Regions from separate parts of the Homo sapiens genome. Here region 1 is linked to region 2. A link is a loop called in an ENCODE intact Hi-C map of the cell type or tissue named here. Cell type or tissue: GM12878. All regions are shown on one strand. Links, peaks and the distances in the headings refer to the core of each region. The heading gives the core; the rest is flanking DNA. Region 1 overlaps CNOT4 (CCR4-NOT transcription complex subunit 4). Region 2 overlaps NUP205 (nucleoporin 205).

The links. Hi-C counts contacts between places; a loop is a spot of excess contacts. Peaks named below come from ENCODE experiments on the same cell type or tissue, not always from the same donor. Only the 100,000 strongest peaks of a DNase experiment are listed, where the experiment ranks them.
Region 1: it touches region 2 in a loop (2.3-fold over the local background); 3 of 110 quality-filtered maps call a loop at or near these places.

What each region holds. Positions count from the first base shown.
Region 1 is chr7:135,410,323-135,418,644 of GRCh38, reverse strand. It overlaps CNOT4 (CCR4-NOT transcription complex subunit 4), which reads left to right. Exons shown (of 12, transcript NM_001190850.2): 4 at 3,383-3,469; 5 at 4,213-4,314; 6 at 5,032-5,157; 7 at 7,997-8,130. Among named protein-coding and RNA genes, the nearest start is that of CNOT4, 96 kb to the left of the region's middle. In GM12878, for the core only: a CTCF peak has its summit at 3,591 (motif pointing left); a DNase peak (open chromatin) is centred at 3,596.
Region 2 is chr7:135,641,176-135,649,520 of GRCh38, reverse strand. It overlaps NUP205 (nucleoporin 205), which reads right to left. Exons shown (of 43, transcript NM_015135.3): 39 at 6,163-6,329; 40 at 4,503-4,626; 41 at 3,925-4,053; 42 at 3,290-3,363; 43 at 768-1,117. The coding sequence ends at 965. Among named protein-coding and RNA genes, the nearest start is that of STMP1, 17 kb to the left of the region's middle. In GM12878, for the core only: a CTCF peak has its summit at 4,008 (motif pointing right); no DNase peak of the experiment used is centred there.

The DNA of each region.
Region 1 (8,322 bases), core at 323-8,322, 230 kb after region 2:
GAAGTTGAGTGACTTGTCCGTGGTCTTACAGTTCCTATTCCAGTGTATTCTGTGTTGATTATTGGCATGTTGTTCATCCATCCATTCATTTATTCACTCATTCATCCATCTGATTACCAAGTTTTTGTTTTTTCTCTGTAGTATCTATGAATACTTGACTGTTTTCCCAAGGAATATATAGCAAGATATTTTGGTACTAGACATGCCCTTGAACATTTATAATTCTGTCACATGGCCTCTTATTTTCTATGTTAGTAGGAAAATTGGCCCACTGTGAAGGACATCGTGATATTGAGTATATAGATAATGTGCTGATGTACAGGGTGCTCTGTCTACTCTCCATAACCTTTGTTAGTTCACTAGAATACTATTTTGCTAGTTGTTTAGGCAGAATCTAGAGTGTTCAAGTTAATATGGAAAGTTTAAATTCATTGTTTTTCCCTTGCCTGGGCAGCCTATTTCTTATCAACCGCTTGCCATTTGCTAATACTTTGAGGCCCACTATTGTTACAAATCCGTGTAATTCTTTTTGTTTAATGCTAAGATAGTTCAGTTTTTCAGTAAGCATTTATTGAGTACCTGCAATATGCCAGGCATTATTTAAGACACTGAGCATATACTGATAAACAAGTAGTAGTAGATAAATAAGTAGTACCTTCCTTTTTACGAAAGTAACAATATGAGAAGTGTTGTGTGCTGTAAAGGCACAAGGGATAGCATTCCACCTTGGGAGGGAGGTACGTACCCCTCTGCTGTCTTTGGGGTAAAGTGCTTCTGGCACAGCAACTATACAAATGCTTCTGGATGAGAAAGACCTCAATCTGCAAGTGATTTGTTTGGCTGGAAGATTAGATTGCAGTGGTGAGAAAGAAGGTGCCAAGGTAAGTGGTAATGGATCATGAAGGGCTTTCTAACCACGCTAAGGAGTTTGCACTTTATCCTAAAGGCAGTGGAAAACTTTTGAATGTTCTTAAGAACAGAGTGACACGGTTAGATTTGTGCTTTGACAGTACCATTCTGGCTGCAGTGTGAACATGTCATCATAATTACATACCAATCTCATGTTGTTATAAAGGTGTTACACCCAAACGTTGGCCAGAAAACATTTCCATAAACCAGTGGCCTTCAACCTTATCCGACTCAGTGTCCACTTTTTAAAAACGAATGTAACACCCCTTGACTTTCATGAAATGACTTCTTGATAATATAATTTGTCTACACACATAATTTGAAAAAGTATATATAAACAAGGAATAAAAGGAAAGTAATTATAAAAAGACTATTTGTACATATAAATGCTTGTACATTCCTACTCTAGAACCTTGCTATTCAAGGTGTGGCCTCTGGGCCCATAACATTAATATCACTGGAGAGCTTATTAGGCAAACTCTTCAGCCCTGCCTCAGATCTGCTGGATCTGAATCTGCATTTTAACTAGATCATTGAAGAATTTCTTTACATATTGAGGCTCTAAAGTACTATTTTATCCTATGTAATAAAGAAGTAAGATACTTGCACCTATTTGTAAAATCATGGACTGTGACAACTACAAATGCAGATTGTTACTGGTGTATGAATTGGCAACTCAGGTACCATGAAACATCAATAATGTGATTTTTCTCAGATAACTCTTAGTAAAATTTTAAACAAAGCTGGGAAAATACTTTGTAATTACGTATAATATGAAATTTGTTTCTGGCTCAATAAACAGCTTCAGGCATGTCTTGCAGGGCATTCAGAAATTGTGCGGGACAATTCTTTGTTGTACGGGGCTAGCCTGAGCCTTGAAAGACATCTCTGGTCCCCATCCACTGAACACCAGTAGACTCTCCCAGTCACTTTAACAGTCTCTCCCAATAAAAGTTTCCACAAATTTCCAGACTGCCCCTTGAGTGCTTCCCTCATTGAGAACTACTGCCTTAAACCTATGATGCTGATGCAGGACAACCTGTGACCGGCCTGACTGAACCCTTTGGAGCAGGTATCTTAGCTATGACGCTGGTTGCTGAGTTGGTATGCATCCAGCTGGAATATTGAATGCAGTTCCAAACTCCACTAGCCAGAAAGCTTTTTCAAACTCTGCTCTTCTCTCTTTATCAACCCTGAGACTTTGCTACGGATGACTTAAGGGTCATTGTGTTAGCCACTGTTACTATCATATCCCTCAGGGGTTTTGGGTGGAAAAGAGATTGAAACTCAGTGTAATTACCTCACCTTCTAATCCATTAGAATTGGCTACAGCAAACATAACAGTTACCTTATACTTACAAGCACCTAAAATAAAATATAAGATTAATTACTTTCTATTAATTAGGTAGAAGACTAAGAATTAATGATACACCCGCCGTAGATTTATTCATGAAGCTTTGATTCTATCAAATGCAGAACATAATAGCTAAATTATAAGTCTGTAAGAATATTATCAAATATGAATGGGAAGAAATACTTTACACACACTTGAATAGTTACATGCAGAAAGCTTTCATTTGCAGAGAGCTTGCTATTTGGAGAGATTGTAGGAACAGTAGGTCTAAAGATACATTCTAGGAAAACAGAATTTTGAGGTAGTTGCAAATTATGTGAGATGTCTTTTTATCAAGTTACATACCGGTCAAATTAGCCAAGGTTAAGTTTGTAAGAGAAGCTGAAAGAATGCATATAGTGTTCACAAAGTAAAGGAGATGAGGTACGTAGGTACCACCAAGAAGTAACCAGGTAATAAAGAAAGAAACGTGTAAATTTGTTTCCGAAATGTTACGTACCAGGAAAAGTAGGGGAAAAAGCCTCATGAGACAGATGAGAAATGGTAAAACTGATTGACATAGGAAACTGTATGCACAATGATAAATCATAAAGCATAGAGGGTTGAGTGGGCACTCTGTTACTTGAAATTTGTGATTTATAAACAGTGTTATATGCAATAGATTTATGAGTAAAGACTGTCTTTATGTCTGTTCTTTCAATTCTGTCTTTACCTTTAATACATAATTTTGGTCATTGTTTTTGAAGAATTGCTTTCGTGTAAGGATCATCTCTTAATGGCAATGTAGTTAAGATCTTTGATCTGTTTTGTGTTTAAGAATACTGTACAGGTAAGATCCCATAGACTATTGGAGCAGTTATTAGAACATAGTAGATAATACCAAATTTAGTGAGTCTCAGTTTCTATTCAGTGGGTCAAGAAAAAAAATAGCTTTTAAACTCTTTTGATTTCCTATAGGTTAGCTACACAAACTGCAATTAGGAGGTAGTGACATTTATTAGAAAACTTTAAAAATTATCTTTTTCCTTTTGCTGAAGAGGGATGATGAATGTCTCCATTATAAGGATAAAGTTGTTTAAAATGGGGACAGTTTATACCTTATTTCTTCTTCTTTTATAGGTTTTAAAACGACCAGAATATTTTGGGAAGTTTGGTAAAATACATAAAGTTGTCATCAATAATAGCACATCATATGCAGGCTCACAGGTAACTAATTTTAGGGATTTTTGCTTTTCCTCCCTATGGTCTGGGCTTGACCTGGGCTGTTCCAAAGGAAACTTTGCTCTCTCTGATTAGAAAGCTTGAGGGACAAGGACTTAAGCAATGTAGTGACCTCTGTTGGTGGGGTGGGGGATTTTTTGCTGCTTATTTGACCCTTCTAGGACTTAACAATTAAGAGGGAAATAGTAAAACAAACATTTAGTGATGGAGTGAAAGGGAGGGGGAGGTGAGTCTGTTATCAGGCAATGTGATAAATAGATGAGGATTCGATAGTGATTTCTAATCTGTAATATTTTCAGATATTGAAAACTTAATAGTGTCTTTGTTATGCTGCTGTTATCAGATAGAATAGTTTTCCAGATTGCATTTATTTTTGAGAATGTAATTTGACATAGTCTTTAAGTCTTATTTTTTAATCTAAATTTTAATTTTTTTATAACCTTGACGAGCCTGTCAAATGACTGTCTAAAAAAATAAATCCCAAGCCAAAGTAATATTTTATTCACATATATTACAGTATTCTTAAAATCAGATAAAATTCATTGAGTATTATTACTTTCAAATGAGCTAGTTTAGTGTTTAATCAAAACTGCCACTACTACTACTAATTATTGTCATTAGTAATAGTAGTAGTCAGGGTCTTTAGAATTCCCTAGGTTGCAGTAGAATTTTTTTAGTATTGTTTAATTTTTAACTAATAACAGTGGAATGGGATGTTTTCACTTTAGGGTCCAAGTGCCAGTGCTTATGTAACCTATATCCGGTCAGAAGACGCTCTCAGAGCCATACAGTGTGTCAACAATGTGGTAGTAGATGGCAGAACACTTAAGGTAATATAGTCCTCTTGATTCTTTTTTTTTTTTTTAAGGAAGACGAGATAAAATATAGTAAGTAGAGGAGAACTGAGCATTTATATATTAAATTTGACAGTTAATTTGAAGAGTCTGTCTTAGGGTCCATACCATCTATTATAGCTAATTTGTTTACTGCTGGTTTCTGTAGGGTCCTCTTTTACCAGATAGGAATAAACACATTCATTATCGGGGATAATCTTTTAAAATATCGCATTTTTACATATATCTTATTTTGTGAAAATAGTACCATTATTTTCTTCAGAAATAGGTAGTCCTTAAATATATGGACATTGATTCCAGTTTCAGTGAAGAGTCCCACTAAGCAAAGCTTTACTGTTAGTGGAAGGAGGATGGCATAATTAGAAAAAGGAATTTGCCTTCTTATGTGTCTAACCACTCATAACATGGAACAGATTTTTTTGTCTATCTCCTCTCCTTATATCTAGGGAAGATTTGGGTGTCCAAGTTTTGGAAACCATAGACAGATGTTTCCTTTAGTTCTTCCAAATGAGCCTCATCTATAATAAATCCTGCTAATAAGAGTTTAGTTCTCTAGTATTTGCAGCCATACTTTTTGTTTTGTCATGTTTGTGCCTCATTTTAGGTGACTTGAAAACACTAAACATGGAGATTCTCATTGTGTTGTCAGTTCACATTGAGTCTTCTTTTCCTTTACCCCTCTTCCTCCTGCAGGCATCTCTAGGTACAACAAAATACTGCAGTTACTTCTTAAAGAATATGCAGTGTCCAAAACCTGACTGCATGTATCTTCATGAATTGGGGGATGAGGCGGCCAGCTTCACAAAAGAGGAAATGCAGGTAGTAAAGTCATGTGAATTATCAACTTTGCAGAAAAGGGAGTACTTTTTTTTTTATTAGTTAACATTGCAAAAGCAAAAACTAAGGATTTGATTTTGTAAAAACTGATATTACTTTAAAGTAGCATTTGCCAAATGAAGTGTTTAATGGAAGGTCAGTTCTGCAGGATATTGTTACAATAAAAATGTGTCTGTGGTCAACTAAGTTTGAAATGCTAGATTAATGAAGATGAACAGGTTTCTTTGCTTTAAGACTTTTCAGAGTCCTTAATATGCTAATACAGATCCACGAAGGGAATTTACAACCAGAACTTAGTTGACCAGGAAAACACTTTGGGAAATGCTATTTTAAGGGGAATGTCAACAAAATGAAAGCTAAGTGGGATATTGTAATTATTTGTTAAACCAATCTATACTCTTTACAGAGCTTGCTAGAAAATAATACTCTGTCAAATGATGCTGATAAACTAATATTATTTTTACAAAATTATTCTCCCCATGCAAGTGTCCACTGAGTCAGTATCCTGTAAAGGGTGAATTGAAGGCTTAATATCCTATGTTCTTTTTTACATTTCCTCTTCTCCTGTCTCCTTTCAATTTGTAGTATAAACATGCCTTAACAAGTAAAAATGTTGACCATACGACATATTAAATGAGGATTATACCAAAGCACAATGCTGCACTTCCCTATTGTAGATGAGGACTTCAGATTGTTGCTGTGGACTTTTCAGGAATACTTCTCATTTAGAAGGTGGGGGGCATTCATTGCTACCTTTCATTCTCCAGGTCAAACTAGAGAAAGTCTGGTAGGGGCTCCTTTAAGAAAAGATTGTTAAATGGAGTATTACCTTTTTTGACTTGGAGCTAGTACAGATTAAATCCCATTATAATAAATACATCAGAGTTTTCTTGATAGTATGGTCTTTATGATTCAAAAACAATGTTAAAATAAGGTCTATCTGATATTTAATAAGGACAGATGACTTAACTGATTTCTTAATGCTTTTTTTGTTTGTTTTTTGGATGAAACCTTCTTGAATGAAATCTAAGGTAGAACCATTTCAAAATTTCAAACTAAATTTTAATTAGTAGAGGGTATACTTTATTCATATTTCCTATCAATTTCTGTCTATCAGAATTTACAAGTCCCACCCAGTTGATCTCATTTAAAGTAATATTAAACAATAAAATAAAATGTATGGGCTGTCCTTTGGAACTTGTTTGTAATGGGATTTAACCTGTCTTTATGAACTGCCCCTGTAGAGTCATTTTAATATCAAGTTGAGCTCTTTGTGGCTTTCCACAGATATTAGTGAAAGCCGTATCTCCTGAAGTATTGATTCCAGAAATAATTTTCAAGACTTTTCATGTTTTAAAAATGTAAATTTCACATCTAATGTATTTTTAAAAATAATTTAAAACTAATTTCATAATGTTGTCCTGAATTTATCTTGCTCTTCTTTAGCTGAGTTTAAAATTACTTTAAAAGGGGATTTTTTGTTGTTGTTGTTAAAACACTTTCTTGATGTAGGAAAGAAATTTGAATAAATTTTATGGCAAAAATCAGAAAATCTTTCCTTGTTACTGCGTAACTCAAAATTTAGTGCCATAGGAAATATTTATAGGTCCAATAGAAACAAGCAAGTGGCCTCTCAGAACAGGGAACGATGCATTGTGCAGTATATATGACACAATTATGCTCAGTTAAGTGCAATTGCCCTCACTTGTTATTGTTTTGATTTGTTCCGTTTTGGTTTTGTTGTATAACATCTATTTAGACCATAATTTAAAAAAATTAACATCCCTGAAGGTAAGTAAAACTATTCTTCCAGTCTAGATATACATGCAAATAGTAAAATGTTACTCAAAGTAAGTTCATTATCATTTATTTTTGTGTCTAATTAGCTTCCACAGGCAATCTTTGCCTAATTTTTCCCATAATATTTGTGACATTGCCTTTTGATGTACACCTACCCAGCTAGAGTAAGCATAGCATTCTTTTGTGTATAGAGCAGAGGTTGGCAAACTTTTTCTGTAAAGGCCAGTTAGTAAATATTTTAGGGTTTCTGAGCTATGTATGTAGTCTTCTGTCACAACTACTTTACTCTGCCTCTGTTGCACTACTACATCCTGCCTTTGTAGCAGAATGGCAGCCAAATACAATATGTAAATGAATGGGCATGACCATGTTCCAGTAAAACTTTATTTATAAAAACAGGCAACTGGCTGTAAATTGCTGACCCTGGGTCTAGAGTTTAAAATACATTAATTTTTATTTTACTTTTGATAACCATAGAAGAAAAGAGAAAGCAAAAACTAATTCATGGAAGTTTTACTTAGTGTCAAGATAATGAAGAATATAGTAAAACTGTTCATCTATGTATTACTTCAAGTGCTAATCTCCAAATTAAAAAGGAGACTGATGAATTTTGGCTGATTTTCAGAAAACTCAGTGTTACAAGACTTAATTCTTACATGAAAGACTTGGAAGTAGGTTTAAAGTGGACCTTACACTTTTTGAGCTAGCAAAAATGTTCTTCCCTTAATATGCTTTTCTGTACAATAAATGGGTTGATGAAATGCCTTAATTTAATTTATCAGATATATATCATATAATTTTGTTGGAATGACTTTCATTGATCTAGAAGTTTTGTGATATCCTCACAGGTTTCTCTTACTTGTTTTATTTAAAAATTTATTTAAAATTTATTTAATATTTTATTTTTTAAAAATATTATTTATTTTATTTAAAATATATTTAATAATTCAGAAGATTATTCAGTATTTTATACCAGCCATTTTGTGAATCCCACTGCAGTTTTAATTTCTTCTTTCGTTAGGCGGGTAAACACCAAGAATATGAACAGAAGCTACTTCAAGAATTATATAAATTAAATCCCAATTTTCTTCAGCTATCTACGGGTTCAGTTGATAAAAATAAGAACAAAGTGACACCACTGCAGAGGTACGATACGTAAGTATTGATATTGATAGTCAGACATCTTACCTTCTTATCAGTTGATCTTCTCTTTTCATTTTAGATCTTTTTCAGGCAAAATCCTTGTTGACAAGGTCTGTCATTTATGCAGAATTGTTTAGCTGTATGGGAAATGTTGAGTCACAATTTCTGGGTTTGAATGCTTGCTGCCTACTTTTCCCTGGTAAC
Region 2 (8,345 bases), core at 298-8,297:
TGTAAATGTTTTGTCCTAGTGATAGCCATCATATTAATTATATGAGAAATATTGGCAGATGATTAATTTGAGAAATTTCACAATCATTTCTAAGGAACAAACACAAATTACTGTAGAGTCAGCTCTCCATATCCCCACGTTCAAAATCTGCAGATTCAACCAACCACAGATCACAAATATTTGGGGGGGAAAAAACCAGTGTAACAGCAAAAAATAATACAAATTTAAAAACGTAGTATTAACCACTATTTATATAGAATTCATATTATATTAGGTATTGTAAGTAATCTAGAAATGATTTAAAGTATACAAGAAGATGTATCTATATTATATGCAAACACAATGCCATTTTATATAAGGAACATGCATGCCAAAACATAGGTTTTGGTATCCGTGGGAGCCCTAGAACCAGTAATCACCAGATACCAAGGGACAATTGTATTGTCAACTTACGTGCAGAAAAGAAAAAAACAAAAAAAAGGAAAACCTAAATAATTTTAGGAAAAAGCTTGACTTTTTCAGACATTTTCACAGTATTGAGTACACTATTCTATAAGAGCATGGCTATATTTTAGTAACCCTGAATATTGTTAATAGTGTAATGTAGCTACAAAGGGTGAAAAAATTAGAATTTTCAGACTATGCCTTTAATCTGGCATTCAGAATAATATCTCTATGGGAAAATCACCACTGTTGAAGGTTTATTTGTTAGATTCCTGATAATGCTGATCAAAAGATAAAAGATCAAAAGATTAACCATACATTTGTTTTGTTTTTTTAAAAAGTATTTATTTTTTACTAGTGAGGATGGAACTAGGGGAAGAAGTTTACAGAAAAGATGTCCATATACAAAGAAAGAAATAGCAAAATATTTTTGGTCATAATTTAGAAAGAAACTAATCTATAAAATGGAGACAATTCTCCCCAATTCATCTCTCTCATAGAAGAGCATAAGCACGGGCTCTCAGTTCCTTGATATCCTCAAGAGGCCACGGATACGTCTGACAAGAGCCTGTATGAAACTATATCGAGATCGAACTTTTGAATATAATCCTTCAATGTCCAGAAGTTTCTTTTGTAGTGATTCTCCAAAAGCGTTGATTGCATCAGCCTGAAGCTAGCGGTGACACAAAAGACATTTTGTTAAAATTGTTGTCTCAAATATTTCTTTTATTCTAAGTCTTCCAATTTAAAACACTTTAGAATTTTTGTAATGTGGTTCTTTCAATGTAAATACTTTTGAATTTTTGTAATGTGTTACTAAATTAACTAAACATTCACATTTTCTACCTTAGAATTTTTTGGTTTAATTCTCATGTTTTTCCTGCTTTCTTTTCTTGTATAAATTTAAAAACCTGCTTTAAATAGCAATGAATGTTGATGCTGATGCTGATATACTAACATACACACAAAAACATTTCCTGAAGGGCCATACAAGAAGTCAGTAAGACTGGCGGGGGAGGGAGGGAAGGAGAATGCAGGGAAGGAAGGGAGGGAGGGAGGACAGGAGGGTAGGTGGGAAAGAAGCTTTTACTTTTTACTTCATTTTGCAATTTTTAAAAACCCACTTGCATGCTTTTGTTTTCAAAAAATATTAATGTGGGGATACACCTGTTATATGCTTTAGAATTCATATATATTCTAGAATGCATATGTAGTTTCAGATGGATCTTTTTGATGTTATACTAAAAGACTAAAATTAAGTACAATATTAGATCAATCTACCTGTTTTCAGTTTTGCATTAAAATCACAACACAGAGTGTGAGATTATTTATTAATCCTGCATTTTTTTCTAGCTTTTTCACAAAGCAGTCTAAATGAAATAGTAACAGTTATTACTTCAAAATATATTTATTTTTGTTGTCCTAGCTACTCAGGATGCTGAGGCGGGAGAATCACTTGAGCCCAGGGGGTTGAGGCTGCAGTGAACTGTGGTCACACCACTGCATGCCAGCCTGGGTAATGGAGTGAGACCTTGTCTCTCAGACAAAACAAACAAACAAACAAACTTCTGAATAATCTTCTTTGGCTAATTTTGCACATGGCCTCAATTAACACTAGTTCTCCTAAACAAGCCTAGCCACAAAACGAATTCCTTTTATAAAGTCACTAAGGGGCGAATGTAGTCTGGATTGGGATGGGAGCGTGGTATTCATGATATCCAGCAAGCTGTGCTTTGGAGGCTGCTGTAACTGCACCTTTCATTCCCAACCTTGTTTTAAGAAAAATAGCAAAAAGAGGGATTTGGGAGGAGCAGAGGCTTTATCAAATCATGGCTAAGGACATTCAGATGGCTAGCAGAGGATCTAGCTGTAATTCATTTTCCCTAACATCACACACCCTGATACCTGCTTTGTTAGAAACATAACTTTGCTATTAGTTTAATATGAGGTTTTCATTGTAATTGTTTTTGGCATACTCTTCATTCATTCTAACACTACTGATCAACAGGTTAGTAAGAGCACAGTGTTGTGTACTATGGTCTATGACGGCGGGATTTGTATTGGCTGCTCTCAATCTCACCATTAAATTATTTCCTGAAAAATAAGTGCTGAGTGATACTTTGTACCTAAAAAGTTCTACAAAGCTAATCAAAAGACATCAGGAGTTTCCAGATCATAATGCCTACCAATCACGGAATGCTTACCATGTTCTAGGTACAACACTAGCAGCCTCACATACATGAAACCTCACTTAATTCTGACAAAACCCTCTGAGGTTGAATCCTCCTATTTCTTAGATGAAGCAATTGAGGCTCGGAAGTTAAGTAAGTTGTTCAAAGTCATATAGCTGTTAAAATGGTCAAGCTAGAGTTCAAACCAGGTGTCTGTAAGCAACCCTGAAAATCATAATCTTATTAACATACCAGGCTTTCCTTTTTACTTACTTACTTACATTCATTCATTTATTTATTTATTTATTGGAGACAAGGTCTTGCTTCACTCTTTCATTCATTTATTGGAGACAAGGTCTTGCTCTGTTGCCCAGGCTGGAGTGCAGTGGTGCAATCACAGCTCACTGCAGCCTCAGTCTCCCAGGCTCAGGTGATTCTCCCACCTCAGCCTCCCAGGTAGCTGTGACTACAGGTGCATGCCACCACAGTATGCCAATTTTTTTTTTTAAGAGACGGGGTCTCACTATGTTGCCCAGACTGCTCTCAAACTCCTGGGCTCAAGCAATCCTCCCGTCTCGGCCTCCCAAAATGCTGGGATTACAGATGTGTACCATCACACCCAGCCCTTTTACTTTAATGAAGAAAAATAAAAGAATATGAGAATAGAACCTTACCTGGTCTAAATCATGTTGGCTCACTATAGCCAGCCCACTTCTAAAATCTAGATTGGTTTCTGAGGCGAAGGAATCTAGAGATAAAAAAACAGAGTCATACCGGCTGTGCAAGTACCTATCTACCACACAGTGGAGGAACCTGATGACAATGAATAATAACAATAGCACCATGAAAAACACGGCTCAAGATTGGGAACTCAATTTTCAACTTTTAGCAAATGGAAGCCCCTAGAAAGCATTTCACTGGTCCAGACCAGGGTTCTCAGCTTTTCTCTATTTCCTTCCACCTAAGGGATCCAATATATGGCCATCAGTCACAGAGGCCCACTCCAGCAATAAGAATCAGCATAATAGCAGACCTCCTCCATTCTTCTAGAGCTGGATCAGCCCCCTAACTGCAGCAAGAAGCTAAGGAACAGCTGATGAGCAGGCTCTAGAATATTCTTATGCTCAGCACAATGTCCCGTGAACAGAAAGTAAAATGCAAGAAATAGCTACGTCTAGTGACTAAACAGCTCTTGATTCACCCAATTCACTCTAAGTAATCTGGAAACAAAAATAAAAAAAAACTGGTACTAGCTTTTCAAGGCACAAATAGGTATTTATGGTTCATTAATTTTTAGCAGAAAGTTTACCTTGCAGTCTTCTGCTTTTAAACAAGGTTCTCGAGGCAAATAAGGAATCTTGAGAATCCGTGGGCATGCAATGTAACAAGTAGTACTCCAGATGGCGCCAAAGAATAAATAGGCAGGTCTCTATGATAACTATACCAGAGCTCAGATTAAAGGAACATAATCTCATCAAATATGTTTTACACACCAGTTTCGGAGGAGAAGAAAAAAGGACAGACTGCACTCACTTAATGAGGTACCCACAGCCTCAGTCTAACAGACAGGGTCTCACTGAAGGCTCCTCAAGAGGAAGCAGCAAGGTGTGCTGAGGAAAGAGGTGGGGACCTTGGGGTCCTGTGCCAGCAGTCTCATGTCCCTACCTTCTTCCCTAACAGAAAGTGCCCATGTATTTTATCAGTATTACCAGCTACTCTAAAAGATAAGAACAAAAACTATGATTTGGAAATACATTAGGCATTTACTGGGAAAAAATTAAGTTTATCTCCTTCCACCTGGTTTTGGTGCCCAAATAATATGAGAATAAGTGAACAGTTCCTATATTTCAAGGTCATCATTCAAGTGCATGATTTCATAAAGGATACAAGAACAAAGGGAAAGCAGTTTAGCTCGATTGTTGATCACCTTCACCAAGCGCCGTCTTGCTAGAACATATTTCTGAGCAGTGGAGATTTTATCAACACCAGCAGGCATCACAGACTGACACAACTAGAAGAAACAAATGTGGTATTAGAATGACATCAACTGGAATGAAATTTTTAATGAAAAACTACTATCAGCAGGTCACCATGATAAATGCTATGAAAAACACTCAAATTTAAACATCCTTGCAGATAAGAGTTTTTATCTAAGAAGCTAGCAATTTTTAAAAATTACAGCCAAAGAAGCAAATTCACAAATGAACATTTATCTGCTGCCTTTTGAAAAAGTCTGTCCCTGAAACACAGTCAGGGTTGCTGATGAAACCCTGAATTTCCTGTCACATTAAAACAAACCAAGACAAAATGATAGGTTTTTCAAACAGTAGCTATAACAATCCCATGGAGAATTTCTAACAGTTGTCAGGTATCTTCTGCAAAAAATACAAGGTAGACACCTAGAGCATAACTAAAATCTGATCATCAACCAAAGCTCCCATGACCACTTCTCAATGTGGCACACACACAAGCACAGTTGTTCCAGCTAATGTTCTGATGCTGGGTTCCACAGAAGGCGTACTGAAGTGAGGCTGATGGAAGGCCACGCGCTTCATGATGATGATGCAATTCCTCTTACAAGTACAAACATCACTGATTAGCTACACATTAGAGGAAGGACTGCCAGGCATGAACCCAAAATTTCAGGGGTTACCTAAACCCAGTCATTGACTCCTGCCTCACCCTGTTCCTGCCAGCTACATGCCTTTGGGTAAGTTATGCAAGTCTTCTGTGCCTCAGTTTCCTCACATGAGAAATGAGAATAGAAACAATATCTGCCCGGGTGTTAGGTAGAACATGTAGTTCAGGGCCTGGCATGTTGTAGACACTCAATAAATGTCCCCTGAGTTTACCAGAAAAGTGGCAAGAGGGAGTAGGCATGGACTACTCATAAGAGTAACATGGAAGTTTTTAGAAAACTTGGTGCAAACCAGGAATGACAAAGTGGCTCAACATTCAGGCTGCGACAGGACACCAGGAAGCTTCAGCACTGCCTTAGGAACTGGCCAAGAGATGCCTTACATTCAGCTGTGCCAAATGGAAAAGGCAGCAAGCTACTTAGTAGCAATCCTGGTAATGCAGCATCTTTAGTTATTAATACTGTAAGTAGAGGGAATGCTTCTGGGTCACTGAGGGAAGGCAGTCAAGTCTCATATGCTATCCCATTTGTTTGAAAGATTTGCTAAACAGATATTGAAGATGCTGAAGGCACAGAGACATTTACCCAAGTTCTATTAAAAAAAAAATCTGTAACAGAAGCCTTTCTCAGAACAGATTTTAGAGTATAAATGACCCAAAACTCTTCATTCAAAGGCCAGCTGCCTTTCTATTTTCTTGAACAGGTGCTACACTTCACTGTTTTTCAGTCAAGAGTTTCTATGCTTATAAGGCTGGTGCTACGGCGAAGGAGTCTTCTTCAAATCACACAGAAGAATCATTCCAATTCCTTCAGTCATACTGTATACGTTGTCTTTACTCAGTCTGAGTACCCTGGCCTAGTAACAGCAATGATTTCTCAAGTCCCCCCAGCTCATTATAAGATTCGTACCTCTTTTATCTCATCTGGGGGAAGCTGCTCTACATTTTGTAGCTTGCTGACACTCTGTCGATGACTGTCATAATAGCTGAAGAAATCATTAGCACTCTGTTTCAGCAGGTAGATGATAATGCCTAAACCAGGCAGGCGCCAGTATGGAACCACTGGAGCTTGGGTATCTAATAGAGGTGATGACATAAAACAATGTTCCACTTATAAGCATTTCATATGAATTTCAAATGACCTGTTTTAAAACAAGGGATGCCCCAGAATTTAAGGACATGTAACCTGTCATTAAAACCAACCCAAGATTACTTTTAAATGCCATTTATAATTTAAAGAACAAATGGTTAGGAGCCACTGTAATCAGGTACATACATAAGGCTGGAAATCCTGCGAGAATAAAGAAATCTGACTGATGCACATTGGCAGAGCCTACCCTTTATTAGGCAAAGAGTCCTTTGAGAACTCTATCAAAGTATAAACCTTACACACACACACACACACACACACACACACACACACACCCCTCCACATCAAAAACAATATACACAATTGTGGGGTTTCTTAACACCAAGTGACTAATTCCTGCTTTGCCTGATGGCTCTAGTTGTATGGATTCATTTCTGGTCTGCATCTTTCTGGTTACTAAATTGCCAGCTCAAAGTCATTCTTTCAAAGAGACAAGAATAGTAACTGAAATATTCAAAAAATATAAATGGATTTAAACTTTAAAAAATCTTTTGCCACAACAGCTACATTACGGTAGTAAAACAAAATGATCTGCCTTTTACCTGGCTACTGGCTAATGAAGATGCAAAGGAACAGTGGGATGTCATAAAAGTTGTTTGCAGAGGGAAAACTAGAAAGCAATAACAATATTATCCTAGGACAGGCACGGTGGCTCACACCTGTCAACAATTTGGAAGGCTGAGGAGAGAGAATGGCTTGAGGCCAGGAGTTCAAGACCAGCCTGGGCAACAGAGACCCCGTCCCTACAGAAAAGAAAAAAAAAATCATCCTAGAGATAGTCTGTGTAGTGCAATTAGAGCAATCTCCTCTAGTGACTAAGGGATTTCGTGGAAACATTGTGGCAATTTCTTTTTTTTTTTTTTTGAGATGGAGTCTTACTCTGTCATCCAGCCTGGAGTACAGTGGTTCGATCTCGGCTCACTGCAACCGCCACCTCCTGGTTTCAAGCGATTCTCCTGCCTCAGCCTCCCGAGTAGCTGGGATTACAGGCGCATGCCACCACACCCAGTTATTTTTTGCATTTTTAGTAGAGATGGGGTTTCACCATGATGGCCAGGCTGGTCTCAAACTCCTTACCTCAGGTGATCCACCCGCCTCGGCCTCCCAAAGTGCTGGGATTACAGGCACGAGCCACCACACCTGGCCCAACACTGTGGCAATTTCAAGTTCAATTTGGAGATAATCTTTGTTTAATGACCCAAACTGCCATGAATACTGAAGGAGAGATCTACATTTGCTTTTTCTTCACTATCAACTCCCTTAACTTTGCTCTAAAGTCTGACTCATAGATCTTTTTCTTTCTTTCTTGTTTTTTTTTGAGACAGGTTTCTTACTTTGTCACCCAGGCTGGAGTGCAGTGGCACAAATAGGGATCACTGCAACCTCAACCTCCTGGGCTCAGGTGATCCACCTCAACCTCCTGGGCTCAGGTGATCCTCCCACCTCAGCCTCCCAAGTAGCTAGGATTAAAGGTGCACGCCACCACACCCAGCTAATTTTTTTGTATTTTTTGGTAGAGATGAGGTTTTGCCATATTGCCCAGGCTGGTCTCTACCTTCTGGGCTCAAGCAACGTACTGCCTTAGCCTCCCAAAGTGCTGGGATTACAGGCGTGAGCCACCACACCTGGCCAATCTCATACATCTTTATACAGAGGGGAAGAGACAGAAGAGTCCTTTGTCTGTGGATGCTGCCACCAACTAAGACATCCTAGACAAATTCAGTTTGCCAGGTATCCTCTTCTAGTCTACAGCAAGATGTGACAGTTTTCACAATACATTGTTATAGAGAGCCTTCTCCTACTGAAATTAGGTATCCTGGTCCCCAGATAACATTTGTATAATCTCTACCCTGGTAGGAAGATACCCACAAAGAGGATGATTGAATGCTTGGAGGACTCCAAAGCATTTCAGGAATTCTTACCATACTAACTTGCCCAAGTCT